Regions from separate parts of the Homo sapiens genome. Here region 2 is linked to region 1. A link is an interaction called in ENCODE POLR2A ChIA-PET data of the cell type or tissue named here. Cell type or tissue: B cell. All regions are shown on one strand. Region 1 overlaps CBL (Cbl proto-oncogene). Region 2 overlaps USP2-AS1 (USP2 antisense RNA 1).

Evidence for each region. Peaks named below come from ENCODE experiments on the same cell type or tissue, not always from the same donor. Only the 100,000 strongest peaks of a DNase experiment are listed, where the experiment ranks them.
Region 2: POLR2A ChIA-PET joins it to region 1 with 6 read pairs; 1 of 35 experiments calls an interaction of 5 or more read pairs at or near these places.

The regions. Positions count from the first base shown.
Region 1 is chr11:119,221,185-119,225,184 of GRCh38, forward strand. The region is part of intron 1 of CBL (Cbl proto-oncogene); the gene reads left to right. Among named protein-coding and RNA genes, the nearest start is that of CBL, 17 kb to the left of the region's middle. In B cell, no CTCF peak of the experiment used is centred here; no DNase peak of the experiment used is centred here; H3K27ac peaks cover 463 bases.
Region 2 is chr11:119,387,972-119,391,971 of GRCh38, forward strand. The region is part of intron 1 of USP2-AS1 (USP2 antisense RNA 1); the gene reads left to right. Among named protein-coding and RNA genes, the nearest start is that of USP2-AS1, 8.2 kb to the left of the region's middle. In B cell, CTCF peaks have their summits at 2,087 and 2,287; a DNase peak (open chromatin) is centred at 2,104; H3K27me3 peaks cover 277 bases.

The DNA.
Region 1 (4,000 bases):
GTGAGCTGACATCACACCACTGCATTCCAGCCTGGGTGACAGAGCGAGACTCCATCTCAGAAAAAAAAAAAAAAGTATAGGTTTCCGGCTGGGCACCGTGGCACATCCTGTAATGCCAGCACTTTGCGAGGTTGAGGTGGGCGGATTGCTTGAGCCTAGGAGTTCAAGACCAGTCTAGGCAACATAGTGAGACCCCATCTCTATTTTTATTTAAAAATTAAACCAAAAACAAAAAAGGATGGGTTTCTGATTTGTCTTTGAAAAACAGTCATGAGTTTTCGTTTAAAAAAGCTTCACTATAAGCTGGGCACAGTGGCTCACGTCTATAATCCCAGCACTTTGGGAGGCCAAGGTGGATGGATCGCGAGGTCAGGAATTCGAGACCAGCCTGACCAATATGGTGAAACCCCCTCTCTACTAAAAATACAAAAAAATTAGCCAGGCGTGGTGGCGCATGCCTGTAATTTCGGTTACTTGGGAGGCTGAGGCAGGAGAATTGCTTGAACCCGGGAGGCGGAGGTTGCAGTGAGCCAAGTCGCGCCACTGCACTCCAGCCTGGGCAACAGAGAGAGACTCCGTCTCAAAAAAAAAAAAAAAAGCTTCACTATATATTTATACCTGTTAAACTTCTTCAAGTTTCTGAGATGGAGTTTTTAAAATTTGAAGCTTTAAGAGACTTTAGAAATAAATTGATCTAACTCTTTCATTTACAGAGACCCGGAAGGGCAAATAACTTGCTTGAGGTTGTATAGCCAGTTAATGTCAGTCACCAGACTAGAGCCCAGGTCTCTGGACTTGTGCTCTAGTATCCTCCTCTCTTCTTGACAGGAGGTTAATATTCATCCTTTTAAATTATAATGACATTTTACATGTATAGCTCCACATATTGAATACTTGTTTTTGTAGCATAAAACTATTCATTTTTAACATGGGAAAACATTGAAAATGAGAAATGCTTGTATCAATAAGTTGGAGTCTTTAGAGATAAAAATATTTATTTTAGTCTTACATGTGTATGGTTTTCTGCCTAATTAGAAACACAGATTCCTTAGTGTTAGAAAAGATTCTGTATTCACAACAGCATTAGGCTTAGGCATTGTTGTTCTCTATAACTTTTTGCTCTTTAAAAGTTTAGCAATTTTCAAGCATAGTTTTATTCCTCTTTATTGTGATCATAACACTTTCCAAATTTTTTCTATTGACCATTGAGTCTTGGCAGAAGCAAAGGGAGGAGCTAGGCCAGTGAGAAAGCTATTATGAATGGAGTGCATGGCAGCTGTACAAGGATACTGTTGGTTTCCCGGAGCTAAGCACGTTTCTTTTTAACATTGTTCTGAGTGATGCTGTAAATGTACAGGCAGAAGTAAACAAAAGGCAGCCATTTTTGCCACTGCAGGATTTGGAATGCAAAATAAAGTTAGCCAAATGGAGGACAGACTAAGCAGGAAAATATTTGTATCTTTTAGAAATTTTTTGGTGAATTTTTGTTTTTTGGTTCATGTTTGTTTTTTGAAGGTTAACTATGACTGCCAGTTTAAAATTCACTAAATAATATAGGCAGATTGTTTGGGTTTTTGATGTTTGTTAACTATTGACTTGAATTATTCACACAGGGCCTTTAGGAACCATTTTTTAAAAGAGGTTATACATAATAAGGACTTTTTTTCCTTTCCAAAGAATATTAATATCGAGAGTATCAAGAGCATGGCCAGGCGTGGTGGCTCTTGCCTGTATATAATCCCAGCATTTTGGGATGCCAGGAGGCAGGATAACTTGAGGCCAGGAGTTTGAGACCAGCCTGGGTAACATAGTGAGGCCCTATCGCTGCAAAAAATAGTTTAAAAAATTATCCAGGTGTGGTGGCGTGTACCTGTAGTCCCGGCTACTTGGGAGGTCTAGTTGGGAATGTCTCTTGAGTCCAGGAGTTCAAAGCATTTGAGGTATGATCATGCCACTGTGCTCCAGCCTGGGTGACAGAGCAAACCACCCCACACCCTTCCTTTTTTTTTTTTTTTTTTTTTTTTTTTTTTAAAGAGACAGATCTTGCCATCTTGCCCAGCTGGTCTCAAACTCCTAGGTTCAAGCCATCCTCCCGTCTCAGCCTTTCAAAGTGCTGGGATTACAGACATGAGCCACCATGCCTGGCCTTTTTAAAATTTTTGGTTTTTATTTTATTTTACTTTATTTTATTTTGTTTTGTTTTATATTTTATTTTGAATTATGTTATGTTATGTTATGTTATTATGTTATGTTATTTTATTTTAAGACAGAGTCTCGCTCTGTCACCCACACCGGAGTGCAGTGGCCTGATCTCTGCTCACTGCAAACTCCATCTCCCAGGTTCAAGCAATTCTCCTGTCTCAGCCTCCCAAGTAGCTGGGACTACAGGCGCCCGCCACCACGCCCGGCTAAATTTTTTTTTATTATTATTTATTTATTTTATTATTTATTTATTTTGAGACAGCGTCTCTCTCTCTCTGTTGCCAGGCTGGAGTGCAGTGGCGTGATCTCAGCTCACTGCAACCTCTGCCTCCCAGGTTCAAGTGATTCTCCTGTCTCAGCCTCCCGAGTAGCTGGGATTACAGGCACGTGCCACCACACTCAGCTAATTTTTGTATTTTTTGTAGAGATGGGGTTTCACCATGTTGGCCAGGCTGGTCTCGATCTCCTGACCTCATGATCTGCCCACTGCAGCCTCCCGAAGTGCTGGGATTACAGGTGTGAGCCAATGCCCCTGGCAATTTTTTTTTGAGACTCTATCTCTTAAAAGATGAAGAAAAAAGAGTACCTACCTGTATATTCTTTGAGGTCTGTGTTAGTGTTCCATAGTTGAAGACTTAAGAGTTAGTGCAGTGCTGATTTCCCTGGTCATGATGATTCATTTTCAAAAGATCTTGAGAAAACCAGACATTTAGTATACAAATGAACTTTAAGAGGTGACATGCTAAAGAAGGACAAATAACACTTGTGGAGGGGACATGGTACTAGTTTAAAAATACTAATTCATGAAATGTTTTGGAAACATTTTGTGTTACATTGTGAGGGCTGATACATTGTCATGAACATTTATTGATTGCATATGATACAGGTTTTAGTTTAGTTTTTTGTTGTTGTTGAAGGGATGTGTGGTTGACCCTAGAACAGCTAGGAGGTTAGGGGCACAGACCACCCCACGTCCCATCCACCTCAGTCCCTGTCCCCCTCATTACCTCCAGCCACTGCCCCCCATTGAAAGTCACACATAACTTTTGACTCCCTGCCAAAAGTTAACCAGTAATAGCCTACTGTTGACCAGAAGCCTTACTGATAACATAAAACAGCTTATTAACATGTTATTTTGTACATACATGTATTATATCATGTGTTCTTACAATAAAGTAAGCCAGATTAAAGAAAACATTATTTTTTGTATTTTTTGTTTGTTTGAGATGGAGTCTTGCTCTGTCGCCAGGCTGGAGTGCAGTGGCGTGACCTTGGCTCACTGCAACCTCTGCCTCCCGGGTTCAAGCGATTCTCCTGCGTCAGCCTCCTGAGTAGCTGGGATTACAGAAGAAAACATTGAAAAAATCATAAGGAGGATAAAATATTTACGATTCATTAAGTGGAAGTGGATCTTCATCCTCTTTGTCTTCATGTTGAGTAGGAGGAGGAGGGGTTGGCTGCTGTCTCGGGTGGCAGAGATGGAATAAATAGAAGAGGTGGAGCGGGAGGCAAGGGGGCAGGCACACTTGGTATAACTTTTATTGAAAAAGAACTTCGTATAAGCAGACCCACGCTTTCAAACCCATGTTGTTGAAGGGTCAACTGTATACCTTTTTTTCAGAGGTATTAGGCAAGTACTCCGTTTTATCCTAAACTCTTTGGGGTGTGTGTGTGTGTGTGTGTGTGTGCGCGCGCTTGTATGTATGCATGTATTTATTTATTTATTTGAGACAGAGTCTTGCTCTGTTGCCCAGGCTATGAGTGCAGTGGCGTGATCTCGGCTCACTGCAACCTCCAC
Region 2 (4,000 bases), 170 kb after region 1:
GGTCTGGTGTCTGTGTGCTACCTCTCAGTTGCTCTTGGACACAGGGTTCATTCTACTGCTCCCATGCCCTGGAGTAGCATGAGAAAGTGTGGCACTGTCTATGGTTCAAGCTGCCTCCACAATAGGCTACCCTCTGCAGCCATGTCTTCTTTTGGGGGGTCTTGTCTCCTTCCTAAGGCTCTGCCTTGGATATAGTTCTGGGGCTCCACTGCCATCAGGTCTCAGAAACTTACTTGGGGGTTTTGCTGTCTCTCTGCACTCAGGTGCCTGAGGACAGAACCCACCACTGTCTGTGCTGTCACTACGTTCCCGCTGGCTCTTGCCTGCGAGTTGTGCTCATGTCATGGAACTGGGGTGAAATCAGTGCGAGGCCTTGCTTTATCCAGAATATTTCCTGCACATCTTCTATCCAGACTGGGAGTCCTTTCTGTTTTCCTAAGGGCCTGCCTAGGCGATTGAAATTCAAAAGTCAGAAGTGGCTTTCTGTTTCCCCTCGTTTTTGTTGCATCTTTTCACTGAGACATCAGCGCAAAAGCTGGGCTGCTCAAGCTGAGGCCATAGGAGAGAAGGGGAAGAAACCACAAATAATATTGTAAGATGTCATCATATCCCCTATATCCAGTGGGCGCCATGGATTCTACGTCTTTAGCCACCCTAAAATTTCCCCCTTTTCACCCACATTGCTTCTGTCGTAGTTTGGGGTTTTATTGTTATATTTCTTCTGGTTTGAGAGTATTCCCTTCCTAATCACAGGGTTAGGTTGCTGAAACAATGGGAGGTTTTGCAGATGAAGATCCTTGATAAAAGATAAGATTCAGAAAACTGAACGACCTATGAAATGCCTGATAAATACCGTATCTTCACTAGAATCACAACTAAAATTTAGCACACTAAATAAATTATCAACAACAGATCTGAAATTAGTAGTAGTGTGTATTGTGTAATTTCCACGTATCCCTGGGTGATTTAATGTTTTTAGGATTTCCCTGCAGTTCCAACAAGAGAGTGGTAAATCCAGTTTGTTTTGATGCAGATGATATATTGTTAGATATTCTCTTTGGGTCAAGTTGCTAATCCAGACATCCAATACCTTCTGATTTGAGGATTTCCAGTTATTGCCCTCACTGGCCCCATCGTGGTCTTCAAAACAGCTTTGGGGGACCTGGTTTGAGATTAGATCCTGAGATTTTTGAAACCTTGGTAAGGGGAAGCAGGAAAAACTATTTAAAAGTTGCAGGCCAGGCATGGTGGCTCACGCCTGTAATCCCAGCACTTTGGGAGGCCAAGGCGGGTGGATCATAAGGTCAAGAGATCGAGACCATCCTGGCCAACATGGTGAAACCACGTCTCTACTAAAATTACAAAAAATTAGCCGGGTGTGGTGGCGGGCGCCTGTAGTCCCAGCTATTCGGGAGACTGAGGCAGGAGAATCACTTGAACCTGGGAGGCAGAGGTTGCAGTGAGCCGAGATTGTGCCACTGCACTCCAGCCTGGCGACAGAGCGAGACTCCATCTCAAAAAAAAAAAAAAAAAAAAGGTTGCAGCCAGGTGTGGTGACTCACGCCTACAATCCCAGCACTTTGGGAGGCCGGGTTGGGTGGATTGCTTGAGCCCAGTAGTTTGAGGCCAACCTGGGCAACATGGAGAAACCCTGTCTTTACAAAAAATTAGCCAGGAGTGGTGGCACAGGCCTGTAGCCTCAACTACTTGGGAGGCTGAGGTGGAAGGATCACTTGAGCCTGGGAGGAAGAGGTTGCAGTGAGCCGTGATCATGCCACTGCATTCCAGCCTGGCAACAGAGAGAGATCCTTCCTTGCCTCTTCCAGCTTCTGGAGCCTCAGGTGTTTGTTGACTTGTGACTGCATCACTCCAATCTCTGCCTCCGTCTTCACATGGCCTTCTTCTCTCTGTCTCCTGTTTCCCGGTGTCCAACTTTCCCTTGTTTTATAAGGACACTAGTCATTAGATTAGGGCCCTCCTCATCTTAACTTGATTACACCTGCAGAGCCTGTTTCCAGGTGCGGTCACTTTGACAGGTGGTGGGGATAAGTGTCTTGCTTACCTCTCTTCTGGTAAGCAGCCCTGCTCTCTGGAGCTCCTGGTGTCTGGTTTTGGTATCGCCATCTTTTGTTGCTGGCAGCTGCTGGCTTCAGGGAACTTCATCTCCTTTACAACTGGCTCCTGGCCCATTGTCTTCCTCTCTGCCCTTCTCCTTCATCATCTTGGGATGTCAGCAGCCAGAGAGCTGGCCTGTCACTTTGGACCTCTTGAGTCCCTTTCTCATTGTGGCTCATCTGCCCACCCGCCAGCATCTTCACGTCCTTACACAGTAGACTCTACAATGCCTCATTAGACTCTCTCCTTTGCCAACTTCCTTCAATTTTTTGCCCCTCCTTCTTTCTGCTGTTCTTGCCTGGAAACACCTGGATCTTTGCTGAAGCCATCTTCTCCACCTCCCTGTGCCTGCACTCACACAGTTGGAAGATACAGATCACCTGATTAGGTCCACTTTACGTTCAGGACCACAGACCTCAGATGGACATACTCAGCACTGCCCAGCATCTCTATTATGTTTCCCTGGTATGTTTATTTGCCTGCCATATTTTCTATTGCTGTATAACACATGCCCCAAAATCTAGTGGCTAAAAAAATACCCATTTATTTTATTATTATTTTTTAAAAAATGATAGACATGAGGTCTCATATGTTGCCCAGGCTGGTTTCAAACTCCTGAGTTCAAGCAATCCTCCTGCCTCAGCCTCCCAAAGTGCTAGGATTACAGGCATGAGCCACTGCACCTGGACAATATCCATTTCTTATCTTATAGCCTGTAGGTCAGAAGTCCTGGTGGGCTCAGCTGGTTCTCTGGTCAGGGTCCCACAAGACCAAATTCAAGGTGTCAGCTGGGCTGGACTCATGTCTGGAGGCTTGGGGCAAGGATCGACTTCCAGGTTCATTCAGGTTGTTGGTAGACTCCAATTCCTCATGGCTGCAGGTGTGTGGCCCCTATTTCCTTGCGTTAAAGAAAAATCTGAGGCGCAATAATGTTTTTGAGTTTATTTGAGTAAGAAGCAATTGATGAATTGGGAAACACCAAACTGAAGAGGTCTGTTCTGGCGGCAAGCCATCAGGGGCAAGTATTTATGGGGTAAATACAGAAGCAAAATCAATAAATTATTTGGTTGTTTGCAATTATACAATTGCCTTATTTGGCCTATCCTGTTGGAAAGTCCTTGGTTATATAGTATAACTGTTTTGGCTATTTCTGACTGGTTGAGCCTATGATTTGTTTTTCCTTAATATAGGCATTTATAAGAAAAAAGTCAAGTTTCACTTATGTTTGCAAATCAAGCAAGGTTTAGGTCTCGTTATGAAGCCTCACTGGTTTTGTCTGCTCAGGGATTCTTCAGGCCTAGTATCTCTTTAAATTTACTCTAAGAGCTCCCCGCTTTTGGTCATTCTCCCAGCAAGCTGAGAGTGTGACCGAACAGTATAGCATTACTCTCGGTAACCAGGTTACCATTATTGACTAGTTACTGGAACAAAGAATCGTGTAGATGTTGTCATTCTCAACAGTTGCATTGGAATGTAAGGTCAGGTAGTTATCATTATCTGCAGTTGCAGAGTCATCATAGGCTTGAGTGGTGGGGTTGTTGCGTTCTTCTAGTTGTCTAATCCTGACGGCAATTGTTTGATGTGTGAGTGGTTAGGGTCTCACACCTGAATGCTGCTGGAAAGCATTCAAATCCCTTGAGAGGATACAGTGGACTACAGAGATGAAAACCATGATTATAAGGAGAATAATAGCCAATAATTGAAAATTCTCTGGAGCAGACATTGAGCTCAGGAGTTCAAGACCAGCCTGGCCAACATGGTGAAACCCCATCTCTACTAAAAATACAAAAAGCCAAGAATTAACCCATTAAATAAATCAGTAGATCAGGTAGATCGCACCTATCTGATGAGGAACTTACATTTGTTTAAGATCATTTGAATTGGG